Linked DNA regions of Homo sapiens: all the other regions are linked to region 2. A link is a contact called in ENCODE Hi-C or POLR2A ChIA-PET data. All regions are on one chromosome and are shown on one strand. The core of a region is the stretch at or near the end of the contact, and the rest is flanking DNA. Distances in the headings are between cores, read along the strand shown.

Region 1 (2,700 bases), core at 94-2,593, 120 kb before region 2:
ATTAACAATGCACTGATACAAAGTAGAATTTTATTTTCTTGCTTGAACAATATAGTATTAATAAGAGATATAAGACTAGTGTTCATCTTTTGAATAAACTGTTAAAAATTTAAAAAGGAGAGAGAGAGACAGATTCTTGTTTGAAAAACTGAATCTCCTCTCTTTCAAAGAGTAAAGGTTTACGCTTTTTGAAATATTTCAATTATCACTTTGGCTAAATAAATGATTATTATGACCTGTGATCTTAGTTTTGATATCAAAGGTTTTAAGACTTTGATATTTGACATAATTCCCAAAATCAAATTTCAAATTCTAAAATTAAGTATTTTCTATAAGGAATGCCTGATAGTCCAAGAGAGACATATTAGGCTTATTTGGTTAAAATCACACAGGAAACACTGTCAAATAAGAAATGGCATTTAACTTTTGTTGATTAGAAGATGTGGGAAAAGGCAAAAAAAAAAAAAACCCAAAACTTTCAGTCACATTTGTATAAATGTGTTATTAACATGTGTTCCGAAATTGTATATTCCTAAATTCTGATGTGTCTTGGTATATGTTATCAGTCATAATTATGATTATGGCAAATTTTGTAGGCTACAGAAATAACCAGATTTTCTTGTTAATTGTGTGTTTAACCATGGCTACTCTAAGCCTTTTGCCATCCACAGACAATTATTGTCTTACTTTACTTCTCAAAAAGTGATTTACAATTCGCTACAGTCTAAAATTTTATTTTCCTTAAAGGAAATTCATGGAAAGGACACTGCCAAGTACTCTTGAATGCAGGTTTCTGATAACTTTGGAAATCACACCACTGGACTAGCTAAAAACTTCCAGAACTCTTAAAAAAAAAAAAACTGATGGATTCATGAAGATTACTAACCCAACATCAAGCAGAACAAGAATTAATAACATGGGCCTAACCTAATAGAGGACTGCATTTATCTTTTATGACTTTTTGTTTGAAACAATTCTGATTCTTTCTACATTTGTTTTCCAGAGTCAAGAAAAAATTCATTTTTATTTTGAGCCATTTATGGTTACAGTGATTGGGAAAAGTGTACTTTTGTGAGAAAACTGAAACTCCAGGTCGGTGGACAGAAATGAAGTCTGGGGAGGTTCCCGCCTGCCGACCTGAGCGGGGAGGACTGACGGACTCAACGCTGCGAAGCTGGAACTCAAACCCTTTCTTTCGGATGAGACAAGTTGTGAAACAAAACCCCATGCCCAAGTGACCCCATTTGGAGACTCCGCGGCGCGCACTGGGGACCCCACACGCTGCACACCTCTCTGAAGCCGCTGGAAGCTGGGGCGCAAGGCCGGAAGGGGTTCGCAGACGCACTTCCGCCAGCGGCCAGGCAGGGCGCAGAGGAGCTAGTTAGAGCTGGGCTGGAGCTGCCACCCAGCCCAGGTAGTAAGACTGGCAGGAAGAGAGCAGGACGCCGCCGCCCGAGTCCCCCAGCTCAGCCAGGTGCGGGCGGGAGGAGCCCCGTCCTTGCTTAGCCCCGCGCTGGAAGCGCCGTCCGAGACACTGCACGGGGCAGACTGGTGGGTGTCCCGGCCCTGGCACCGCGGGGTTGCCCTAGCCAACCGGAGCCCAGCTCCCCCACGCGGGCCGGACGTTTCCCCAGACGTTGCGAAGTCCGACTCTGGTTCACAGATGCCGACCTGGTCGGTCTATGCGGACCACCCTTTTCTCCAACGTGACCGCCGACTATTGGAAGTTTTTTGTGATCTGTCAGGCCCTGATGGCTTAAGGAACATAGCCAGATCTTCCCGAGTCCGAGGCTCGTTATGGTTGTCCACTGATGATCTGCCATTTCGTTTATGTTACAGAATAAACAGGGAAAGTGTTTGTAGTCTGGTTGGTTAACACTGTATTTTGCCTTATTCTTTCAAAGATCTAAACTAGTGGAAGGCAACCTGTAGAACCCGCTTCCATGTCCTTTATCTTGAATGATTCCTGAAACAGCCTTTCTCCAAACCTGCTCCAGAAGTCCCTGAATTAATCCTTAGAGCCCAGGAAGTGAAGATGTCTTTCAAAGATGCCGATTGGGTAACAGAAGCTAAGCACAGAGAAGGCAGTAGAGGGCCTTATTGCGTGGTCCTAAGTTGTGTGCCAAAAAACAGAGAAGTGTCCCTGAGCACCAGGTGTGGTCTCCCCTGCCAGCCCCTCGATGACCAGGTCATAAAGATAACTGCAATCCTTTACTGAGGTCTTACTAAGTGCTAGGCACTGAGTCTAATGCTTTCCAGGCACTGCATCTAATGCTTTTTGTAATTTTTCTTAAAAAAAAAACCCTATATTATCAGGTCTGTGGTTTAATCACATTGTACCAATACTATTTTTTGGCCTTGCAATTGTGCTATGGTTATGTAAGATTTTAATATAATAGGAAGCTGGGTGAAGGATATAGGGACTGTTCTATACCTTTTTGGAAATTTTCTGTAAGTTTAAAATTAGTTCAAAATAAAAAGTTACAAACAAAATTAGAAGCTTGTTTTTAACGGCAGAAAAGGAATAAAAATTTAGAGATTAAGCCACTACACATAAGAGAATGTGACAACATTCGAGCCCAGGGCTTTTGGAATCCTCAGCCCATGCCCTTCACCACTGCCCACCATGTTAATCCTGGGTAACAGATAGGCCCTGCCTAAATCAGTTACGCACACAGCCCCCTACCTATGTTAACATAA
Region 2 (2,700 bases), core at 7-2,506:
TTGGAGTTAAAACAGATCATGGAGCCTCCATTAACACACAAGATACTTTCTTACTGCTTTAATAAAATAAATGATAAGATTCTGTTAAAACAAACAGAATATAGTTTAATCTACGTGACACCATCATTCTGGTTGGCATAGTAAAACTGATGAATGACTAACAGTACCTACAATTACGCTCTTTTGTACCAATAAAATTTATTTAAGGCTGGGCATGGTGGCTCATGCCTGTACCAGCACTTTGCCAGGCGGAGGTGGGAGGATCACTTGAGGTCAGGAGTTAGAGACCAGCCTGGCCAACAAAGCGAGACCCTGGTCTCTACCCCCCTCCCCCAAAAAAAATGCTGGGCATGGTGGTATGTGACTGTAGTCCCAGCTACTCAGGAGGCTGAGGCAGGATTGCTTGAGCCAGGAGTTGCAGTCTGCAGTGAGCTATGATGGTGCCACTGCACTCCAGCCTGGGTGACAAATTTATTTAATTGGTTTTGGTTTGATTTTGTATTATTATTACTAAAACTCCAGAAAACTTTTACAGCAAAAAAAAAAAACAACAAAAAACAAAAACAAGAAAGAAAGAAAAGGAAAGGAGGATGGGAGAAAGGCAGGAAGGGAGGGAGGAAGGTAGGAAAAGAGGAAGGGAGGGAGGAAAGAAGGCAAGCACGCAGGCAGATGCCTAAATAAAGAATACATAGGGGCCTGGACAAATAAATTGCTTTATGGACTGTTATGCACCCATACAATAAGTTAGACTTACATGATGAGTAAAGCTTTTTAGGATACATGAAGTGAAAACGTTAAAATAAGCGGGGGAGAAAAGGCTAAATATAAAATAATGCCATTGTGTGTGTGAGAGAGGATCACAATGATATACAAATTCCAGGCTAACGGTGACAGTGGCTGCCTCGGGGAGTGGGACTAAGGAGGGGTAGGTGGGGTTTGACATTTTACTTTATTAATTTTGGTATTGTCTGAGGGTTTTTAAACCATAAATAATGTATTAATTTTAAAAATGCTTTTAAAAATCATCATTTTCAATAGTTAACGGTCTATGCTTCATCAACGTTTTCCGTTTAAAACCTGTGTGCGGCCCACACACGTATGACATTCTGATTATGTGATTCACTGCTGAAAAAGAACTGGACGCCAGGAAATTGGGGGTTGAGTCCGAAGCAAGGTGAACGCCGGACATCGAGACATGGAATCCTAGACCGGCCCGGAAGTGCCTCTGCTCCGTCCGCCTTCGAGGAGAGGTCGGCATCTTTGTTCCCTGCCCGGCCATTGTTCGTGCCGCGCTTCTAGCAACGCCGGGCCGGTAACCCCCTCTCCCTCCTTGCGCGTTCCGGGTCTCGTGAGTTGGCTGTGGGGACCGGGAATGGAGGCGGGTCAGGGAGGGTGGGGCTGGAAAAGGGGTGTGGAAAGTGAACCTCAGCCGCTGGGAAGTGGGAGCCGGAGGAGGGGGCGGCGGTCAGTGCCGGGCGGCTTCGGGCGTCCCCTAGACCAGAGTGGTCATCCCCAGCTGTGGGGACATTGTACAAGAAAGGGTTGTAGGAGGACTGCGAGGCTGAAGGGTCACCTCGGTGAATAACGACAACAGGCTTAGGACTCAGGGAAAGAAACACCCGGGAGAGGAAGTTAAGGACAATTAAGACTTTGGCAGCCTTCACGATGGAGAACCTGTATACCCTCTTACCTCTAGATTCTGAAAGCAAATTAAGGGGCGTTGAATGGACTGGTTTTCAAGCGCAGAATGTAGCAGTTCCCGATTCCCTTTTCCTTAGTTCATTGATTCTCAAACCTTATAATACATACAAATCACTGAGGAGCCCGTTAAAGGGCATATTCTGGGTCTCCCTGTACTTCTCTCCACCTCCCAATTCAGATTCCCCAGATGTCTGCCATAGGGCCTTTCAAGCTGGAATTCAGCTGCTGCGCTGTGCTTCCTGGCATTTTGGAGACACACATTTTGGGAACACCCCCATGGGTTTCAGGTGCTTCCTGCGTCTGTGGAGAAAACTTTTCCCTTGGGCTTCTTTGGCTTCTTAGGATTGTCCTCAAAAAGAAGTTGACCTTGGGCAATCTACTTAACTTTCCCTGGCTTCCATTTCTTATCTAGTGAAATAATTATTATAATAAAACCTCAGTGGGTAATTGTGAGGATGAAATATAGTCTTGTATCTGAAAGCATATTGTAGACTTGTGCAGTGTTGACTGTTATTCTTCAGTAGCAGCAGGGCGGTGTGGAAAGCTCCAGGACTTGGAATCCACCTAAGCCTTTCTTTCTGTAAATTTAGTGAAAATAATACTAACCTTAAATGGTTGTTTTGAAGATTAAGAAAACTGAAGTAAATAGTAAAGTAAATGTTGGTTCGTTCATTTAGTCGACAGTAACAATATTTCCATTTATTCTTTCTCTAAGTTGATGTTTATACAGTGAGTTCAAACTTTTTATTCAGACTTTCTGAGTGATCGGTGCAGTCCCTAATTCATGGGCTGTTTTCCTCCATGAACTCTGTGAAGCATTATTGCTATTTCTTCTTCACATAAAGAAATCAAGATTGAAAGAAGATTTAAAAACTTGGCACAAGGTCACACAACTAGTAAATATTAGGATCAGAATAAAACCTAGGTCTGGGTCAGCTGTGGTGGCTGACGTAATCCCAGCACTTTGGGAAGCCAAGGTGGGAGGATCACTTAAACCCA
Region 3 (2,737 bases), core at 211-2,710, 100 kb before region 2:
CAGTAAGCTATGATCGCACCACTCACTGCACTCCAGTCTGGGTGACAGAGTGAGACCCATCTCCTAAAACAAAGGAAAAGGAAAGAAAAGAGAAAAGAAAATAAACTGAGTAGCTTATCATTTTATCATTTTAGAGTAAAAATACCCTTGCACTCACCCAAGGCTCTCACTATCTCTCCACCCAACGCTCTTTTGCTCACTCAGCTCCAGAAAAACAAGCACCCTTCCTTTGCCCAAAATACTTAAAACACACTCCACTCCAGGCTTTTGCATTTGTTATCCCTCTCCCTGAAACATCTTTATCCCTGATGGCCCATTCCCTCAGCTCCCTCAATCTTTGCTCAAATGTCAATTTCCTAGTCAGGTCCTCCATGAATATCCTATTTAAATTGCATCACTTCATTCTCACCCCAAATTCCCTATTTCCTTTATTTTCTCCTTAGAACTGATATCCACTCTCTATACACTATGTATATTTTTTGGTTTATTGCCTGCCTCCCCAGCACACACACACACACACACACACATACACACACACACAAGATTATAAATTCCATGAAAGGAAGGGCATTGTTTTGCTCAAAATTAGTTCCAGCTTCCACAATAGTGCCTGGCATAGTAGATAAATCAATATTTGTGTAAGAAAGGAGAAGAGGGAGTAAAAAACTAAGAGCATTTTTCACCCATCAATTTGGCAAAGATCAAAATATTTTATAACACTGTGTTGACAAGTATAGGTAAATAAGAATACTGCTAGTAGATCCTATGATTGGTGATTTGGCATTAACAAAAGTACAAATTTCCCTATTCTATGCTGTAGTAATTCCCTTTCTAGACATACAGACTATGGATATATCCTTACACATGAAAAATGATGTGAGTTCACAGTAAGTTATTGCAGCAATGTTTGAAAAAGAAGAATTGGAAACAACCTCATGACCACCAATGGGGTACTTATTAACAAATTATAGAACATAATACACAGTTGAATACCGTGCAGTTGTTTAAAAAAGAGCAAGATCAAGGAAACACTTATGTACAGCCTTTACCAAGACCACCTGGTAAAAAGAAAAATAAGAAAGGTACAGAAGTGCTACTATTTGTGCAGAGGGGAAAAAGCGCGGACAATCTATAACGGTGTAATATATCTACGGAAGGATATACAAGTCACGAAAAATATTGTCAAACTAGACGCTGGGGGACATTTACTCTTTTTAATAAATGTATGTGAATGCATTACTTATCCATATTACTCAATAATTAAACCGAAAAACGTTTTAAAGAAGTACAAATAAGACTTGCTCGCAGATCCCGCAATCCCATCAATACGAGGCGTAAAAGCCGGGTCCTCCACTGGCTAGGGCCGAGGAGGCAAGCACTCAAGCTGCCACAGAGGCGAAGCTTCCTAGAGCGGCCCGGAAGTGCCCGGCTGAAGCGGCCGGGCGCCGATTGGTGTCTTTGAGTCTAGTCTTTGTTCGGGGCTGTCCAAAGGACGCTAGCTGTTGCACCTGTTCCTCCCTGCGCGTAAGGTGAGTGTCTCCCGGCTCCCAGGTGGAGAAAAGGGGACAAGACGCAGCTGTGGTCAGCAGCAACACCCTCCCCACACCTCCCTGTCGCGGGCAGAGTGTAACACTCCTGTCCCTCCCTCCGCCCCCCAACAGATCTACAGGAGAGGATTTGGCCCAGCCTTCCGGGAGAGGATGGGTGGAAGGGGGACACTGGTTGCGGGTTCCTCTGCAGAGGCATCTGTCTGATCCCCTTCCAGGGTTGGCACACATATCCTATAACCAGTGAATCCTGGGGGCACAAGCTGGCCCGTGCATCTCATGGTAACAGAATGAAGAGCCTTTTAACAAAGCCGTTAATAATACTTGGCGTTTATTTAGTGCTTACTAGTGCCCGCTGCCATGCCAGGGACGTTGCATACGTTCTCATGTAATCTGTATATCAACCCTGTAACACACATGAGAATTGTACCTGAGGATCTGTAGTTCTAGTCCAGATAAATAACTTCCTCTAAGTTACACAATAGAGCACAGATTCAAATCATATCCCTGCGTCACTGTTTTTTGTTTTGTTTTGTTTTGTTTTGTTTCAGCTTCCTATAAGACTGTTTTCTCTGATTGACTTCTGGTGGCTTGGCTTCATTATGATGTGTTTATGTTCACAGAAATTTTTGTAATTTCTCTATGGTAACAACTTTTTATGCCTTAGGAGTGTCTCTGAGGCAGGATTCTAAGAGATTCTCTTTGACTCAATCCCAGATAGAGGATAAATCTCCTGGCAAAGCCCAGAATGACCACAGCCCTGGAACCTGAGGACCAAAAAGGACTTCTGATAATTAAGGCAGAGGACCATTACTGGGGACAGGATTCCAGCTCACAAAAGTGCAGTCCTCACAGGAGGGAACTCTATAGACAACACTTCAGGAAGCTCTGCTATCAGGATGCACCTGGACCCCGTGAAGCTCTTACCCAGCTGTGGGAGCTCTGCCGTCAGTGGCTGAGGCCAGAATGCCACACCAAGGAGCAGATTTTAGACCTGCTGGTGCTAGAACAGTTCCTGAGCATTCTTCCTAAAGACCTGCAAGCATGGGTGCGTGCACACCATCCAGAGACTGGAGAGGAGGCAGTGACGGTACTGGAGGATCTGGAGAGAGAGCTTGATGAACCTGGAAAGCAGGTGTGAAGGGGCAGTCATCTGGCTGTGAGTGATCAGGGGATATGGATGGAGCCAA
Region 4 (2,937 bases), core at 258-2,757, 83 kb before region 2:
CCCAGGTGGAAAGCAACAGCTGTGAAATAAAAAGCAAAAATAATTACTTTGAAGGAGTCCAGAAGCACTGTAGCTTCCCAGTGTTTACTATTATTTACTTGTTTTCATGTGATAATTAGATGACAAAACCCTTAAATCAAAACGACTTTGTCAGTACGCAAAATATTGGGGAGTTAGTAATTGGGAAGGGATAGAAATGTTGGTGGTGGCTACCAGCAGGAGCAGATAAAGAGGGAAATTAAGGTGAAAATTGGAGGAGCCCTGAGAACTCAATAATAGGTGGTTGGGAAAGGTGCTGAAGGAAATAAATACATGAGACTTAAACAACAAAAAATAACACTTGCCACAACCTCCACCCCTGAAATCCTATTAGTCTCAAAAGTTAAAAAGCTCTAATGCAACAGGTCTGTAAAGAATGAACACAGGGCCAGGGTGGTGTCTCATGCCTGTAATCCGAGGACTTTGGGAGACTGAGGCAGGAGGATCACTTGAGCCCAGGAGTTCAAGACCAGCCTGGGCAACATAGTGAGACCCCCGCCCCGCCCCGCCACCCCGTTTCTACAAATTTTCTTTTTTAAGCTGAGGGTGGTGCACACCTGTAGTCCCAGCTACTTGGGGGGCTAAGGTGGGAAGACTGCTTGAGCCCAGAAGGTTGAGTCTGCCGTGAGCTATGATCACACCACTACACTCTGCAATAGAGACCCTGTCTCAAAAAAAAAAAAAAAAGGCAAAAAAAGAAAAAAAGACTAACAAAGAAAGAATGAACATAGATTTGTTCCCCATATCTTGTGGTATTAAACCTAGGGTCTACTCTTCAAGCTTACATCATAGGTTTAGCATTAAAACAGCTAAGCAGCAAAGCAGATGCTGTAAGCGATAGAAATTCATTAAGATAGGAAAGAGTGGGAAATATGTAAAGATCCAAAAAGAATATATATTTAATTACGATTTTTTTGAATACTTAATAAAATATGCTATTCCTAAGTGCCATGCCATAGGGATTTCACAAAACTATGAACTGTGATTAGCAGGAATTCCTCATGAAGTTTGTACTCTATGTGAGAGGTCTGGATATGTTTATGAATCGAGAACAGTAAAGTACAGGGTATGTAACGGAGCCAAACGCGAATCCAGTTGGAATCCTAAGGATCCATGAAGTGCTCCCTCCTCCAACACTTTCCCAGCCTCCTATTCACAGCTCCAGCCTCCCCACGTCCGATATCTACCCCCAGGGGACCGTTACTATTGACAGCGAGCGCGCGGAGCTGCATGGGCACACAAGGCGGAGGGGACACCAAGGTCCGTTATTCCCCAGCACGTTCACTGCCCCAGCGACAGCGCAAGCCTGAGGCACGCAGACGCGGGAGGAACCCGAGGCACAGCACACAGCAGGTGAGGGGCGTGGTACTCCGGTACCCTCAGTCGGCCGACCATAGAGCTTGTAGACCTCCAGGACTCCTAGAGAGCTTCCGGAAGTGCCTTTGGGGCAAGATGCGTGCTGGCCGGTGTTGTGCCTCCGCAGATTTAGAAGTTAGTGGCCGGAGGGGCCTGGTCCGAGTACAGCTTTCATCGCCTTTACTCCCCGACCTTCCTTCGAGTCTGTTTATCCGTTGCAGCCTCCCTTCCCCACGACGGGGCGCCTCTGCAACTCACAGTGAGTACGGTCGGGCTCTGGGCCGGAGGAAAGTGGGTGCTTTGTGGCTGGTCCAGGCCGCAGCTGAGGACTGGCCTGAGGGGTCCGGAGAGGGGCCTGTGCGGTGTTCGGCGCCGCGGACCGATTCTGACGCCTTAGTTGCTGTTGCAGGCAGAGTACGTCCCCACGAATTGCCCTTGAACTTTTTGCGAGGGAACCTTTTATGAAGCTTTCTTCATAGATAATCGTGTTGTGGTATGTTTTTGTAGTCGATCTTGTTTATCTTAAAATGGGGAACGCCCCCCCCATGTTATTTTTTATCCAACTATTTCCAGAGTCTGAATTGTTTTCACTTAGCGCTCTTTTGCGTTTAGGTCACAACAAAATTCTCAGTTTTTAAAAAAGACATATTTTGCTTTTGGAAGCCCCGTTTATCCATGGAAACCAATTTTTGCTGTTACTCTTCTTTCTTTAGTGTATTCAGAAACTGGTGGTGTGTTGACTAGATAATTGTACGAAAGTTTTTTTTTTTTTTTAATTTCAGGGTAATTCAGAATTCAACATTATCAGAATGCCTATTTCATTTGTTAAAGCAAACTGAAGTTAGCCAACGAGGAACTCTGGGAGGGCCCCATTTCCAAAACTCTGGTTAGTCATGAGTAATTTTTGTCAGGCTACTTTGACTGCCACCACCACCTTTAAAAACATATTTCTGTTGTTTGTTAGTTCCGTTGAGTATATTTACGTAGCAATCATTGTTTTAGCAAATACATACATGTTTTGAATTTCTGTTGTTTAAATGTAAAATGTGATAGATGTTAATTAAAACTTTCAGCTAATGCAATTTGAGATAACAAAGCATAGTATTGGCTTCACCTACTTTTTCTTGGATTTTAAATCCTGGAAAATGTCTTTTTTGTTTTGTTTTCAGTTCCCAAACATTTCTCAAATTAGACATAGTCTGAAGGAAGAATACATTCCTTCCACAACTATTGAAAAAATAATACTGTTAAAATTGAGTTGTGCCTTCAGCATCTCACAGGATTACAGTATTTAAAATCCAGAGGAAGCTTTAAAGATTGCCTTTTAAACTCATGTAAACTTGACTAGGTGTTCTTTAAGGAGACTATGTAAAAATCAGTCTGTATCCACAAAGTGCTCACCAACTTAATACAGACATGTACGCACAAAACTGAGAGGAAGGTACATACTGGAGTAATTTTGCACTCAGTTATTTATAGGTTGTAATTCTCAAAAACCAGCTGATCAGAGAGGGAAGAGACTTAAAAAAATGGAAAATTAGC

The links. A loop is a pair of places that touch in the nucleus more often than their neighbours do. ChIA-PET counts read pairs that join two places held with the same protein, here RNA polymerase II (POLR2A). Pooled maps may share reads with other maps.
Region 1: a map of gastrocnemius medialis shows a loop between it and region 2 (9-fold over the local background). The contact joins the enhancer-like site here to the promoter of ZSCAN9 in region 2. A Hi-C loop is called at or near these places in 1 of 168 maps with a recorded cell type or tissue (gastrocnemius medialis), 4 of 37 single-sample maps with no recorded cell type and 12 of 50 pooled maps. POLR2A ChIA-PET finds 5 or more read pairs at or near these places in 9 of 52 experiments (A673, AG04450, B cell and 6 more).
Region 3: a map of tibial artery shows a loop between it and region 2 (2.6-fold over the local background). The contact joins the promoter of ZSCAN16 here to the promoter of ZSCAN9 in region 2. A Hi-C loop is called at or near these places in 27 of 168 maps with a recorded cell type or tissue (B cell, HCT116, IMR-90 and 20 more), 31 of 37 single-sample maps with no recorded cell type and 32 of 50 pooled maps. POLR2A ChIA-PET finds 5 or more read pairs at or near these places in 15 of 52 experiments (A549, H1, HEK293 and 11 more).
Region 4: a map of B cell shows a loop between it and region 2 (10-fold over the local background). The contact joins the promoter of ZKSCAN8 here to the promoter of ZSCAN9 in region 2. A Hi-C loop is called at or near these places in 70 of 168 maps with a recorded cell type or tissue (B cell, CD14-positive monocyte, Caco-2 and 41 more), 37 of 37 single-sample maps with no recorded cell type and 44 of 50 pooled maps. POLR2A ChIA-PET finds 5 or more read pairs at or near these places in 24 of 52 experiments (A549, AG04450, B cell and 18 more).

Annotation. Positions count from the first base shown.
Region 1 is chr6:28,103,433-28,106,132 of GRCh38, forward strand. No RefSeq gene overlaps it. Among named protein-coding and RNA genes, the nearest start is that of ZSCAN16, 20 kb to the right of the region's middle. RefSeq lists an enhancer at 2,147-2,286. Within about 2 kb of position 1,344, at least 36 of the 41 ENCODE cell types and tissues checked have a DNase peak (open chromatin) inside an H3K27ac peak, as active enhancers do; they include B cell and gastrocnemius medialis, where a contact is called at or near this core.
Region 2 is chr6:28,224,019-28,226,718 of GRCh38, forward strand. ZSCAN9 (zinc finger and SCAN domain containing 9) reads left to right here and starts at 1,257. Exons shown (of 4, transcript NM_006299.5): 1 at 1,257-1,348. RefSeq lists an enhancer at 1,062-1,161.
Region 3 is chr6:28,123,149-28,125,885 of GRCh38, forward strand. It overlaps ZSCAN16 (zinc finger and SCAN domain containing 16), which reads left to right and starts at 1,461. Exons shown (of 4, transcript NM_025231.3): 1 at 1,461-1,529; 2 at 2,265-2,682. The coding sequence starts at 2,296. ZSCAN16-AS1 (ZSCAN16 antisense RNA 1) reads right to left here. Exons shown (of 2, transcript NR_103456.1): 2 at 1-63. RefSeq lists an enhancer at 1,105-1,606.
Region 4 is chr6:28,140,376-28,143,312 of GRCh38, forward strand. ZKSCAN8 (zinc finger with KRAB and SCAN domains 8) reads left to right here and starts at 1,508. Exons shown (of 6, transcript NM_006298.4): 1 at 1,508-1,654. RefSeq lists enhancers at 1,520-1,639, 1,650-1,769.